Regions from separate parts of the Homo sapiens genome. Here region 2 is linked to region 1. A link is a contact called in ENCODE Hi-C or POLR2A ChIA-PET data. All regions are on one chromosome and are shown on one strand. The core of a region is the stretch at or near the end of the contact, and the rest is flanking DNA. Distances in the headings are between cores, read along the strand shown.

Evidence for each region. Hi-C counts contacts between places; a loop is a spot of excess contacts on that map. ChIA-PET counts read pairs that join two places held with the same protein, here RNA polymerase II (POLR2A). Pooled maps may share reads with other maps.
Region 2: a map of PC-9 shows a loop between it and region 1 (10-fold over the local background). The contact joins two enhancer-like sites. A Hi-C loop is called at or near these places in 4 of 168 maps with a recorded cell type or tissue (Caco-2, PC-9, Right ventricle myocardium inferior and 1 more) and 6 of 50 pooled maps. POLR2A ChIA-PET finds 5 or more read pairs at or near these places in 5 of 52 experiments (CD4-positive, alpha-beta T cell, CD8-positive, alpha-beta T cell, IMR-90 and 2 more).

The regions. Positions count from the first base shown.
Region 1 is chr2:12,882,824-12,890,344 of GRCh38, forward strand. No RefSeq gene overlaps it. Among named protein-coding and RNA genes, the nearest start is that of MIR3125, 150 kb to the left of the region's middle. Within about 2 kb of position 2,023, at least 10 of the 41 ENCODE cell types and tissues checked have a DNase peak (open chromatin) inside an H3K27ac peak, as active enhancers do; they include PC-9, where a contact is called at or near this core.
Region 2 is chr2:12,924,413-12,931,746 of GRCh38, forward strand. No RefSeq gene overlaps it. Among named protein-coding and RNA genes, the nearest start is that of MIR3125, 190 kb to the left of the region's middle. Within about 2 kb of position 5,564, at least 3 of the 41 ENCODE cell types and tissues checked have a DNase peak (open chromatin) inside an H3K27ac peak, as active enhancers do; they include PC-9, where a contact is called at or near this core.

The sequences.
Region 1 (7,521 bases), core at 773-3,272:
ATAGCATATGTATACCAACTGAATGAATGAATTTTATACTCCGATTCGGTTAAAATCATTCCCTTAAGAATGGAAATGATTTGTAGACTAGTGTAAAATATTCAAGACTCGTGGCTTAAAGCTGTGTTTCATGCTTCTCCAAGGATGTACTCACCAATGGACAAATTCATGATAGAGTATATTAGTTCTAAAAAAAAATTTAGATTATGAGTTCTTTTTACTATTATACTTATGACTATATTTCAAGTCACCTTCTCCAGTGCTAACCTCAGTTGTAATTTATGTCTTTGCCATTGACAATGTGGCTGGACAAGCCAACATTAAAGTGCACATTTGGAAGCACAAAGCTGATTAGAGATGTACCGTACATGAAAGCCCATGACATATTTAAGTCTCTTGCCCTGTAAGAAGGTACAGTAGATGAAATGACTTTTACAGAGTATCACTAAACCAAATCACATCATTTTATAGTTTCTCGGTTTCCTCATTCAGGTTCCAAAAGAAATTAAGCACCAGTGTCCTAGGCATTAATTCAGGGGTCTAAATCAATTGGAGGGCTTGGTTACATACTTCTTGCCCCCCCGTTTCTGATTCAGGAAGTTTGTGGTGGAACCTAAGCATCTGCATTTTCATTAAGTTCCAGGTGATGTCATGCTGCTGGGTACTGGGCTATACCTCGAGAACCATCACTGTAAGGCACACATTGCATGGGAAGAATTAACTTCTATGCATTTGGTACTAAATTTATGTATAATACTTGGGAGAACTGGGAAAATAGTCACGCAAGTCATTTTCTGTGTGTTGTGGTTCAGGCAAGATATCCTGATTCTGAAAGGTTTCATGACTAGACAAGGACTTCCTTCTGTTCTCCGGATTTAGATATCCAACTATCTCTCCAGCATGGCTATTTGAGTTTATAAAAGACTTCTCAAAAACAATATGTGCAAATGTTCCAGTACATCTCATATATATTTTGTTCATTTGCTCAGGCCCCAAACCTTGAAGTTAAACTTAATTTTGTTCTTTCTCTCAACTCCATGTTAAATTGATGAGCACATCCTGTCAAATACCTGAATCTGCCTACTTCTCTTAATTGATCTCTCTGCTTTGACCCAGTAGTCTATTATATTCTGCTGTCCAAAATCCCCCATGGCTTTCATGCCATCTCACTCAGAAGAAAATGCCACATCTTGACTGTGACTCACAGGGGCTCCTCTCCTGGTTTGTCCCTCTCCAGCCTGCTGACTTGCTTTCTGTTCCTTGAACACCCCACCATGCTCCTGCCTTGGGAGTCTGTGTACTTCCTGGAATGCACTTCCCCTGCCTCTCATTCTAGCTCCCTCCCTCTGCATATCTCCCTAGCTTACTCCCTCACAGCCTTCACATCACTATGCCAATAACGTTTCCTGACCTGACTATATAAAACACCAAAGTCCTTGCATGTCTTTCCCTTACCCCTAACGCCACCTATTTTATTTTTTATTTTTATAAAGAAAGGGTCTTACTATGTTGTCAAGGTTGGTCTGGAACTCCTGGCCTCAAGTGACCCTCCTGCCTTGGCCTCCCAAAGTGCTGGGATTATAGGCACGAGCCACCATACAGCATTCTTTTTCAAACTCTGCTTTATTGTTTCTGCATATACCATCACCTGCCATACTATATTTTTATTTGCTTATTATTTGTCTCCTCCCACTAAAATAAACTTTTCCTAGGAGCAGATTTTTTTTTTCCTTTTAACAGCCTTATCTTTAACACCCAGTACTATTCCAGGCATGTAGTAGGTTCTTAATTAATATTTTTAAGTAGATGAATTTTAAAGATTGAAATACCAAAATTCACTGAAGAGAAGACACTAGCTCAAGGACATCACTGGAGTCAGGGCTGGGAAACAGGGGCAGAGGCCACCTTCTTAAAAGCCCAAGATGGCGGTTCTTTCTATTAAAGCCCACACCAGGTTTGGGGCTCCTCTGCCTCCAAGAAAGAAGTGTGACCTCTGCTTGAACTGAGAGAACTTGAGCTTAAAATAACTGTGAGTCACGGCCTTCCCTGAACCTTCTTCCTTCCTGCAAGGCCCGAGGTTGTTCCCATAGCCGTTCCCTGGAGGACATTAGCAATGTGGCATATATTTGAGGGTCCCTGGGAAGACAAGAGCTTGCATTCCTAAGAATGTGAGAGGAGCCCAACCCCAGCGCCTATCCCATGTGATTGGAGGAAGTGGCCTGGCTGATATTTCAAGAAGGAATGGGTCATGGGAGTCATGTCACTGCTCGGGTTTGTCTTCTGCTGACATTGGGACATTGCTGGCAAGAAGCAGGACTTGCATGATTCACACTGTCAGCTGAAGGTCTGAATCCTGCCAAATCACCATCTCCCATCCTAGTGTTGCTTGTCACCTCCAGTCATTTATGCATTCCTTCTTTAATGATTTATTTCACCCTCTCTATCTACGAAACACTATGCTAGATGAATGCTCCTAACAAACTATGAGCAATACTGACATAACACCTGACTTCAAAGGCTTTTAAAAAGATGGGAACAGTCCCACTGATAGGTGACATTTGGAATTTTCACTAATGATGTAGAATAAAAGGGAAGTAGAAGCTGAGGGAAGGACGAGAGGTCCCAGAGACTCCAATCTGACTCTCACACCTCTTGCTTTACAGTTGAGGAAATTGAAGCTCAGGGATTGTTCCTTTTTGTGTCCTTGAAGGGTGAGCTGATGATCAGTCCACAGTGCCTCTGTGCCCTGATGTAAGGATGTATTGTTTGCATAGTTCAACTCAAGAAATAGTGTTTCCTTTGCAGTTCTCAAATTCAATAATGCCTAATTTACAATAATTATCTGCTGCAGACCATCAATGAATGTGAGCATATATGGCAGACAAAAGTTGATGTTTGCAATTTTATAACAGGTATATTTATAGATATCTGTTATAAACAGTGCTATTTATAGACCCTCAGAAGGGCCTAACAATCAAGGCTGGGGGCGGGGCGGGATAGTTCTGCTGAATTTCCTAGTGGCCCCCAGCATCTCAGGATACAGACTATTTCTTCTTCCAATGTCCTGTCCATACATTCTCATGTGCACAGAGATGGAGAGGCTCAGTACAGAAAGCCCATTTCATCAGCGGGTAAGTGAGAGGAGTCCTCCAGTATACACTCATGTTCTCGCTTTCCTCTCTTCCCTACAAACCCTATATATACTGTGTGTCTTTTCTTAAAGAAGGCAATGTGTGAATAAGGAAATCTCAGCCTTCAAAAATGCCAACGGCTTCTGTGACATGCTTTGTTACAGAAGAGCAAAATCCTTCTTTATTTCTTTCCTTTCTTCTCTGAGTTTCTCCAGATGAGAGGTGGGGTCTCACTCCTCTCTGTCCCTCTATTGCCAGGTAGAGCAGATGTTACAGAGCTATTGCTCAATGCATTTGAACTGAACTGGCTCATTATTTACTTATATTGTGAACCCCTTGAAGATATTTGGAGGTTTATATCATTCATCTTCAAATCTCAACCATTTATGCTGTGGCCTGACATATAGCTCTCTCAAACAATACTAACTGAGAAGTCCAGCCTGGTTGGGGGTGAGGAACCAAACAGTAGAATGCTACCTGTGCCAAAAATATGTATGGTAGGTTGCAAAGGTTGGCCAAAAATTTCCTCCTCTTTGTATCCATGTCCTTTGCAAGGTGAGTTTGCAGCAGCGCCCTTAAAGCAGTGACACAATTTTCTATCCCTTGGGGTTGGTCTGCTCTTATGACTTTCTCCAGACAATAGAATGCAGCAATGTGATACTGTGATCTTTATGAGACTTTTAGGCATGCGAAGTTAGAGATTGTCATGCAAGCTGTTACAGCATTTATTAACATTACAGCAATGGATTGGCCACTAAGATGGGAAATAGGGCCTAATTGATGTGTTAAGTTAGTAGATTAGGAGGGTCACCTGGGACTTTGTGTTGTGAAGAATTCTGAGGCCACATCAGTGATGTTGGCCCTGGATGTATGAGGGTATGGAGAAGGAATGGTAGCATTATGCTACTCAATGTCCATCAGTGTCCTATTTCTGATAGCACTGAATTAAGCCCTGGGGCAATATAGGCATGGAGTACATGGTTCTCATCATCAAGGATATAGAAGCCCATGTTAAAGAAGCCCTTATTTGCACTAGAACAGGCAGTTGTATAAGAACTTTGCTCTCAGGAATTAGAATTCTCTGATAGATACTTAATGAATACATGCCATACAATCTTCATGTTAAACTTGTATTAAGTCATTTAAGCTGAGGTATCCTAACTGAGGAAATGTGTACCACTGAGGGTAGGTACTCAAACACCTTCTGAGGACGTGAGGGCAAGGATAGATTTCAGCTTATCAATGTTTAGACCCATGACACCCATAGGTGCTCTTTCCTAAAACTGACCTGCCTAGGAGGATACCTGGGGTCTACCTGTTCTCTTATCCCACACGCCTTTGATAATTGTCCTTCGACTGCAATCAAAATATGCCCATTCTGAATCTTTGCATGGTGCATTGGTCCAAAGTGTAAAAATATTCCAACAAAAGAATATTATAACATAAGTGGAACACGCATCTCTCTGAAGGAAGCATCCTTCTAGGACAAAGTAAAGATGGCATCCATAAAAAATACTAGGCTTATTGAATCCAGGTAACAGACTCCCAGCAAGGCCCGACAGCTTCCTCTCTCTTTCTCATCACTGTCTCTCTGTGTCTCTTTCTTTCTCTTTCTTTTTGTTAGAATAAGAATTCAGAAGTGTATTATGATAACAATGGATATCAATATATTTATTTTAATTTTTTAAATGGGGTCAAATTTCATTTTCAATTGGCTTTATGGTGGGCATCTTCCATATACTAAAATTAAATTACAGATATAAGAGTTTCATTAAAATAGGTTTATATGTACATAATCTATATTAACATAACTATGTACTTAAATAATATACACACAGAAGTATACCATTTACAACTATTTGTATTTGTGAAGAATATTTTAGATGCCAATTTAAAAAGCATGAAAATATATGTAGTCGGCAGCCTCCATGTACTCCCAAATGATGTTTGCCTCCTGGTATTTACACGTTTAGATAATTTCCTTACACAATGAATCAGAGCTGGTTGTGTGACCAAGAGTGTGTGATAGAGATGACAGTGTGTGACTTTTGAGGCCAGCTCATTAGAGACTTTGTGGCCTCCTCTTTGCTCTCTTGAGCCATTTGATAATATTAATACTAGCATCTAGCATTTTCAGAGCTCTTACACCATGCAGGAAATGTGCTAAGTTGCTCCCAGGGGAGTTTTGGAAGGTACAAGAGCATAGATCCAAATTATACCCGTACTGCATTTAAGGTAGGAAGAGACACATCAGGACAAATTAAAGGGTGAGCACCACAGGAAAAAGCAAACTCTGTGTCTGCAAAGCAGATTGAGAAGCCTCCTTGAAAGGGAAGAAGGGAGAAGACTAATTTGTTCCAATAACAACCAACATGAAAGTGAGGAAAGCCTGGCGACAGAGGACTAGTCCATTGTATCAGGGGCCCTGAATCTGTGATTGGTGAGAGAGAAGACCCCAAAATGTGCCACATCTTGATGACCCTCTCTCTGTATTTTGGGAGCTAACTGTCAGTGTCTCAGTTACAAATTACACACTGCATTTTCTAACATCTTGTCATCATAGGCTTGGATTTCTTTATGTCAATTGCAATTGTAAAAATTTGTTGAAAAGAATCCAGTTTGACAGAGTATGTGCAGAGGGAACCACTACTCTTTCTGTAAAGCCCCAGGCCCCTCACTCTCTTCAACTCAATGTTAGGCTACGATGTGGGCCCTGCATTCAAATAAAGTCTGAACCAAATTTTAGGTAGTAGAATGGGATACTAAGATTCACCCTAGAGAATCAATTAATTGTTAACAAAAGAAACATTGACACAAGTTACTCAGAAAGCTTTTGGTCGAGCATGGTGGCTCATCCCTGTAATCTCAGCACTTTGGGAGGCCGAGGCAGGTCCATCGCCTGAGGTCAGGAGTTTGAGACCAGCCTGGCCAACATGGTGAAACCCCGTCTCTACTAAAAATACAAAAAATTAGCCCGGTGTGGCAGTGCATGCCTGTAGTCCCAGCTACTCGCGAGGCTGAAGCAGGAGAATTGCTTGAACCTGGGAGGCGGAGATAGCAGCAAGCCGAGATTGCATCATTGCACTCCAGTCTGGGCAACAGAGTGAGACTCTGTCGGAAAAAAAAAAAAAAAAAAAGAATGCTTTTAAGTTCCTTTATTGAACAACCTAGTTCAGGACAAAGAATCAAAGAGGGTATTGGACTGGATGATGTCTTTGCATTTTTGTGCCATATGATGTGTTCATATCTTTGTAGAACACAAAACAAGCTATCAAAGGTAAAGTTACTGATTTTATTGCAATTTTTATTAACATTTCTAATTAAATTTGCTTTACCATTATCAGAAAATTTTCACACTAGACATATTTCTCTCATAATTTCATGAGTCAGAAAGCATCCCCCATTTTATGAATATGGAACCATGGCTCAGAGGCAGGGTCCATGGTAGCACAGGTTGTCTGTCCACTGCATAATTCCAGGTAATGACCGTCACATGCGAATGATTCATGTGCCCAAAGTTACCCAGATAACTAGTGGCAAGAACAACATTTGAACCCATCTTAATCTCTAATCAAAGCCTTTCTTTTTTTCCCTGAGGCAGATATTCTTCCGCTGTTTTTGTTTATTTCACAATGTAGACTTTTTTCTTTGAGACAGGGTCTCATTCTGTTGTCCAGGCTGGAGGGCAGTGGCATGACCATAGCTCACAGCAGCCATGAACTCTAGGGCTCAAGTGGTCCTCCTGCCTCAGCCTCCTGAGTAACTGGGGCTATAGGCACACACCACATTAATGGGCTAGGCTAATTTTTAAAAAATTTTTGTAGATACTGGTTCTTGCCTTGTTGCCCAGGCTGGTCTCAAACTCCTTAAATGATCCTTCCATTTCTACTGCCCAAAGTGCCGGGATTATAGGTATGAACCACCATGCTCAGCCCCATGATGCGGATTTTAATAAAAAAGGAGGTGAGATAGGATTCAAAGAGAAACAACAGGACTTTCAAAAAACTGAACTCTTCCTGAGCTTTTTGATAGAACAAAGGAGAGTTAATGAGAAGGTGAAAGTGAGGGAAGGGTTGTGTGGGGTGGAAAGGAGCTGCAGGGTTATTTGAGCTTGAATGGAGAATTTAATATTTACAAGTTTGGGGACCAAAGAAAGCTATTGGTGTTAGTGGGGAAGAATTTTTCTGAGACAGCTGCAAAAGCAGTTGAAGTCATTTGAGATTTGGAATCTCTTTGTCTAATGTTAGATTTTGCCTCGACATTTGTTTTAGGTCATCCCTGGTGAAAAAGGACCCCACACATGTGCAGCAAAGAATGAGAGCACAAAATACCACAGCCAGCGAGGTGACATCTGTGCCTGGCATTTAAAGGGGGTCAAGGAGGGGTTTCG
Region 2 (7,334 bases), core at 4,314-6,813, 45 kb after region 1:
ACTGTGGATGGCTAAGTAGAATAATGGAAAGAGCCTGGGTCATTGATAACATTGTTTAGCTACTGAACCAAGCCTGGTACCACCTACCTCCAGATTTCCTGTTATTTGAGATAATTAAGAATCTTTATTACCTAAGCCATTTTGGGGTATGGAATGCATCATAAATGATACGTGGACCAAATTATGTATCAGGCATAAAAATATTTTTCTTTTCAGGTAAGGAAGAGGTCAACCATTTTTTTATTATTCATTTCTTTGTAGGGCTTTACCTGAGGATTATTTCAGTAAAGTAAGGAGGCAACCAGGAAAGGAAACAGAACCTGCCCAGAAGGAGCATAAGGGGCTGTGCTGGGATGATCGCATATAGCCCGAAAGCAACAAACCAGATGGCAAAAGAGGAGAAAGGATGCAAAGTACAGATCAGGGAGAAAGGTAGAGAGGGAGGTTTTCAGGAAAAAAAAAATGTGGTGGACGTAATGGATAGAAAGTATGATCGAGAGTTTGGATGACAGTAAACATATCCTAACATGTTATGGGGAAATAATGCTGGAAGCAAAAAGGCAAGTAAAAACCTTGCATGTGTTAGTAATGAGTGGCAGGAAGGTAGGGGATAAATAAGAAAGGCCTGGTACGAACATGAAGTAGATTATATTGTTGCATGCTAAGTAAGGTGAATTAAAGAAAGAAAAACCACTTAATCTTACCAAGTAGGAATATTCACTTTTGGGGATTCTGTACATCTTGGAATTGGATCTATCTATGCTTAACAATGAATAATATTTATATAATTTTAAAAATTAAATATAAATAAATCTAGTATAATCATGTAAGTGTAAATGTGTAGAGTTAATCTTTGGACAAAAACCAGAAGTTTTGGTTGTGGTTATATGACCATACATAAAAATCACCACTAATGGAAACGGATAGCTGATATAAAGAAGGAATTTACAGTTGGGTAAGAAAATTCAGCAATGTAAAGGGACCAGTTTACTTAATTCACAATCTGGTAATAATAGTTAAATATTGATCAGAACTGGTGAAATAAGAAAATGTTTAAATGTAAAATAATATAAATATAAAAAATGTACAAATATAAAATAATATAAATATAAAAATCATACTTATAACTAAAAATAATAATATAATATTAAATATTTTGAGATTCGACGAGGGAGAAAAGTGTAAATGAGTGAAATCCATCTTTCACATTGAGATATTTTACATAATCTCCTTGTCTTTCTATTTGCCTGCAAATCCCACCTCAGACTGTCACCTGCTCTATGAAACATTTCCAGCCACCTGATATTCTCATCAGGTTACAATAGATAATAACTGCATGTTCCTCCGTACAATTCTTTTCTTTTTTCTTTCTTTTTTTGAAACGGAGTCTCCCTCTGTCGCCCAGGCTGGAGTGCAGTGGCGTGATCTCGGCTCACTGCAAGCTCCGCCTCCCGGGTTCACGCCATTCTCCTGCCTCAGCCGCCCGAGTAGCTGGGACTACAGGTGCCCGCCACCACGCCTGGCTAATATTTTTTGTATTTTTAGTAGAGACGGGGTTTCACTGTGTTAACCAGGATGGTCTCGATCTCCTGACCTCGTGATCCGCCCGCCTTGGCCTCCCAAAGTGCTGGGATTACAGGCGTGAGCCACCGCGCCTGGCCACAATTCTGTCACGCATCCAGCCAGCCAGCAACACATTTTGGGGGTCGTATTAGGCTGTTCTTACATTGCTATAAAGAAATACTTGAGACTGGGTAATTTATAAAGACGATAGATTTGATTGGCTCACGATTGTTCAGGCCTTACCAGAAGCATGGTGGAGCATCCGCTTGGCTTCTGAGGTGGCCTCAGGAAGCTTTCAATCATGGCGGAAAGTGAAGGGGGAGCTACCCCTTCGTATGGCAAAAACAGGGGCAAGAGAGAGACAGAAAGTGGAGGGGATGTGCCCTTTTAAAATGAGCAGATCTCTGGAGAACTCACACAGGAAGCTAGCACCAACTCATGAGCAATCCGCCCCCGTGATCCAAACACCTCCCACCAGGCCCCACCTCCAGCTTTGAGGATTACTATTCAACATGAGATTTGGACAGGGACAAATATCCAATCTTTATCAAGGGTCTTGAGGGTTTATTCTGTCCTAGGCTCCGTTTTAAATGCTAAATAGAAACTGTAAAAAAGCAAGCCATACCTGAGTGCTCTTCACATGGGCTCCGGCCGCACAGGAGCCCAAGGCGGGTCGGGGGGAAGCTCAGGCATGGCGGGCTGCAGGTCCCGAGCCCTGCCCCGTAGGAAGGCAGCTAAGGCCCGGCGAGAAATTGAGCACAGCAGCTGCTGGCCCAGGTGCTAAGCCCCTCACTGCCCGGCGCCGGTAGGGCCGGTCGGCCGCTCCGAGTGCTGGGTCCGCCGAGCCCACGCCCACCCGGAACTCGCGCTGGCCCGCAGGCACTGCGAGCAGCCCCGGTTCCCGCCCGCGCCTCTCCCTCCAGACCTCCCCGCAAGCTGAGGGAGCCGGCTCCCGCCTTGCCCAGCCCAGAAAGGGGCTCCCACGGTGCAGCGGCGGGCTGAAGGGCTCCTCAAGTGCCGCCAAAGTGGGAGCCCAGGCAGAGGAGGCGCGGAGAGCGAGCGAGGGCTGTGAGGACTGCCAGCACGCTGTCACCTCTAAATAGTACGGAGTTTGTCTTTCTTAGAAGAGAACAGAGCAGCCACTCACGGAGCAAACCTCAATGAGATTTGTTTGCGAATAGATGAGGGGTGAGCAAACTGCAGCCTGTGGGGCAAGTCCAGCCTCCTACCTGCTTTTATAAATACACTTTGACTAGAACACAGCCACACTCCTTTGTTTGCTTATTATCTATGGCTGCTTTCATACTATCATGGCAGAGTAGTTACACCAGAGATCGTGTGGGCTGCAAAGCCTAAAATACGTATTATTTTGCCATTTATAAAAAAATAGCTATTCACAATAGCAAAGACTTGGAACCAACCCAAATGTCCAACAATGATAGACTGGATTAAGAAAATGTGGCACATATACACCATGGAATACTATGCAGCCATAAAAAATGATGAGTTCATGTCCTTTGTAGGGACATGGATGAAATTGGAAACCATCATTCTCAGTAAACTATCGCAAGAACAAAAAACCAAACACCGCATATTCTCACTCATAGGTGGGAATTGAACAATGAGATCACATGGACACAGGAAGGGGAATATCACACTCTGGGGACTGTGGTGGGGTCGGGGGAAGGGGGAGGGATAGCATTGGGAGATATACCTAATGCTAGATGACACGTTAGTGGGTGCAGCGCACCAGCATGGCACATGTATACATATGTAACTAACCTGCACAATGTGCACATGTACCCTAAAACTTAGAGTATAATAAAAAAAAAATAAATAAAAAATAATAAAAAATAAAAAAAAAAAGGCGTGAGCCACCGTGCAAAAAAAAAAATAAAAATAAAAAAAATAAAAAAAATAGTTGTTGGGTCCTGGAATAGATCAATCTATAAACAATGCAGAGGACTGTTCCTGCTTTTGTGCTTGCACGTTCTGTACTAAGATCATCTGTATTCTTATTTCTCTCTCCCATTATTAGACTGTGAGCTCCTTTAGGACAGGGACAAACCATATTCAGTTCATTTTGGTTTTTCTAACTCCTAATACAATATTGCTACAATGATCCATGGGTTAATTAAGTCCATTTTGCTCATTCAGCTTATGAATTATCTAGTCCAGCTGCTAATTTAACTGATTTGAAAATTGAAACCAAAGGAGGTTGAGTGACCTTCTTTAAAGCCCCAGCAACTGAGTATCTACATTGGATCTCAAACCTAGGTCTCTTGACTCTTAATCCTGCTGTCTTTGTTCTTACTGTAACTCAGCTGTTCAAATTAGTTTAAAAATAAGCAATAATGTGAACATTAGTAGAACCAAGACAGTGGAGATATGTATCTACTTATAGAGTCATTCTTTTACAGGCGCGATGACTCATTTATGTGGAAAATGTGCCCAGGAGCTATGTCTAAATCTGTGTTCTAGTCATCTCTATAGAGCAGAAGTTTGTGCATTATCTTAGGAAGCCAGGCTTAATGAATCTCCCTAGAAAGCTTTGGAGATTCTGCGAGGAGTCCTCCATGGAGGTCAGAGATATAGAAAGCTCCGTATTGCTATTCCATATGCCTGTTCACCCTTCCTATTAGGAGGCTGGAAATATAATTAGAAGACAAGCACCACAGATGCTGCAGTTTACAATATCCAGAAGAAACTGCCGAAATGGGTAAGACATGAAAGGATAATTTTGCTTATACAAAATAGCAGACTGCAAACTAAAACCAAGAAAAACAAACAGGCAGATGGGAAGAGTGGAGAAGGCACTGGCACAGCTGTGAGCAGGATTTAGACACCCAGATGCAACATAATTTGGGGGGAGGGGTGGGAGAGGAAGAGCATCTGAAAGAAAATTAGAATCACAAAAGATGCTGAAGAATAATGAGTTTCTCATCTCTCCACCTGCAGGTTAAACTTTTTCACCACTCCCTAATACCGTGGTTGCTGAAAGTCATTTCCTGGGGGATGGAAGAACAGGACTCTAGGACGGAAAAGATAAATAGACGTCATTCTTAGCAAAAAAGGCAGCAGCAGTAAAATCAACAGCTATGGTTGTGATGGAAGAAGAAAGACATAACCATTACCCAGAAGAGGGTGGATAGTAGTGTTTAGTTTTATTATTAGCAGCACTATTTACATAACAGCACATGTGCATGCCTGCCTGTCCATATAGAGCTATGGGCTTGGGGTGGGGCAAGAGAGAGTCATTGCTTGTAGAATTTCTACTAGGCAGTAGCCACTATGATGGAAACTACACATATCATCTTCATTAATTCCCCGCTTTCCCACAACAGCAACAAATTAAAAAAAAATCAATGATGTATTGTTTTTCCTGTTTGGGGGGATTAGGAAACTAAAGGACCAAGGGGTAGGAGCCAGGATTTAAATTTAGATCTTTATGATGCCCTAGAGGGTATTCCTCAACCACTTAAGTACAAACACAAAGCAAAGTCATCAGAAAAAACATTTCTGTTATGTAAAATCAAACGTAACACCAAAAGGGAGCAGCAATATGTTCTTTAGCAAATTGTGACTCAAAAAAGAAGAAGCTTCTGTCAGCCAAGGGAGATTCAGCAACTGGGTGCTTAGCTCTGCCATGCCACAGAGCACCTCTTCGCTTCTCTAAAAGTACTTAAAAAAAAACAACTGGCTGTTTATGCATTTTTATTCTCACTATGTTGTGAGCCCCTGCAGGACAGAAATTGGACATTACTCATCCATATATGCCCAGAACCCAGTAAAAAGCCTAGCCCTGCGTAGAGCTACTACGTGGCTGGACTCTAGGAGTCCCCACTTAAATACTGGTGTTAATGTGAGTGATGGAGGCAGGGCTGTGCTCCATAGGAGGCCCACAGAGAGCAGGTGTTCCCTAAATGATGACAGAGGGATGGGCTTGTTTCAGCCAGCCAGCTTCTAAGAAGTTTCCAGTGAGATCGAACTGCTCCTTCCCCTACATTTTCAGGGCATTCTATTTAGTATGCACCTTTCCCCCTTCCTCCACCCCACCACATTCTCATCACAGTTCTGTGTGTCAGAATGATGTTTATCCCTAAGGCTATTTATGGGCATGACTGGATTTTATCTTAGCTTCCTTGAAGTGGCCCAGTCAAGTGAAATGAGTCTGCATTTTAAACAAAATAATGTGCTTCTTTCTAAAACAAGATTTTTTAATCTATAAAATATAGCTCATAAAACCCTTTTCACACATAATCTATGCTAAGTAATATCTTTTTCTTTATTGTCTATTTCATTCCTCCCTCCTGGTGGGCACACCATGAGAGAGTTCCTTGAACGGGTGTGTCAACTGTTTCCCAGTGGCAATAGGGCCGTTCTGCCTGTTACTGCAAAAAATGAGGTAGAGTTCCCATATCTTGGAGGATATATCTCTTCATGGGAAGAGAAAAATCCTAGCTCTGCATTCCAGCTCATGGGCTGTGTGCACCAGCTATTTTGGGGAAGGGGAAAGCCAGTCTCACAACACTTTCCCCAGAGAAAAGATGCCAATCTCAACATTAACCATTAGGAAACATCATTAAAGCAGATGAGAAATGGGCTGCGGACATTTTTATGAGCCCAAAATACTCTACTTGGAGGTTTTATGGAGACCACAGGAAGCCAGAGAGACAATGACATCCATACCCTTTTTTTAGAGTCTGCTGAGCTGAGGAACAATCTCTGTGCTCCATAGAGTGTGTTTTTGCAAGTGTAAATTACCATTGGGGGCCATGTCAAAGTAAGCCTTTTTCAGAGACTTGTGCACCTGTTGGAGATAGAATGCTCTAGGCCAAGTAGTTGTGGGCTTACTGTCCATATCCATCCAGAGTTGCAAAGAAAATACTTCCTTTTGATTCCAGGACAGTCTTGGAATTAGTCTTTAGAGAAGGCTATTCTGCTTAAATCTGCATGGTTGCAACATTGCACCAGTAATCTCTATATATTGGTTTTCTTATTTTTTCATATGACAAAATGAAGCTCAGAAAAGTTGAGAAACTTGCACACACACACAACTAGTAAGTAAAGGAATCAGAATTTGACTCTGCATGTTCTTCCTTATGGCACCACCTCCTTATCCAAGCCCAAAATGTAGATTTAAGGCAGGGACAGGAAAGAGGGTGTGCATACAGAAGTGGCCCCAAATGAGGTCTCTTGGGTCTTTATTTAGGGCAAGCTCAGCAGAGATATTTTTTTCTCTGTACATCAGGAATTGTGTTTTTAAGGCATTAAACCACACAGTGAAAATAGGAGAGAGGTGAGCAAAGTCCTGGCAGGTTGCTCTCTGCCTTCAGTAATGCAGTTGTGTGTTTTCCCGGGAGCCCTAGAAGAGGGATGGGGAAGATGGTCCAGAATAGTCCTGAATTGTAGAGCTTTCCTATTTATACTGACATCTCGTGGTAGTGCTGTGTGACTGCAATCTGCATTGTCTTGGGAGCCAAGCATTCAACTTTACCAATATTCATTTTACTCATTCGTGAATTAATTGAACCAGAAGTTGTTACTAAGCACTTGGTATTTGCCAGGCACTGTGCTAGACACTAGAGAATACTATGACATGCTCACAGAAAGATCCTGGGAAAGACCAAATTGGAAACTCTTAAAGGAGCTCAATGCTTATCAAAGCGTTAAGAACAACAACTAGTGAATGTAGGTGGCAGAGTTGGCCAGGTACTTAGTAATGGTGGTACTATGTCCTCTGCATTTATCATCCCATTGAATCTTCATAA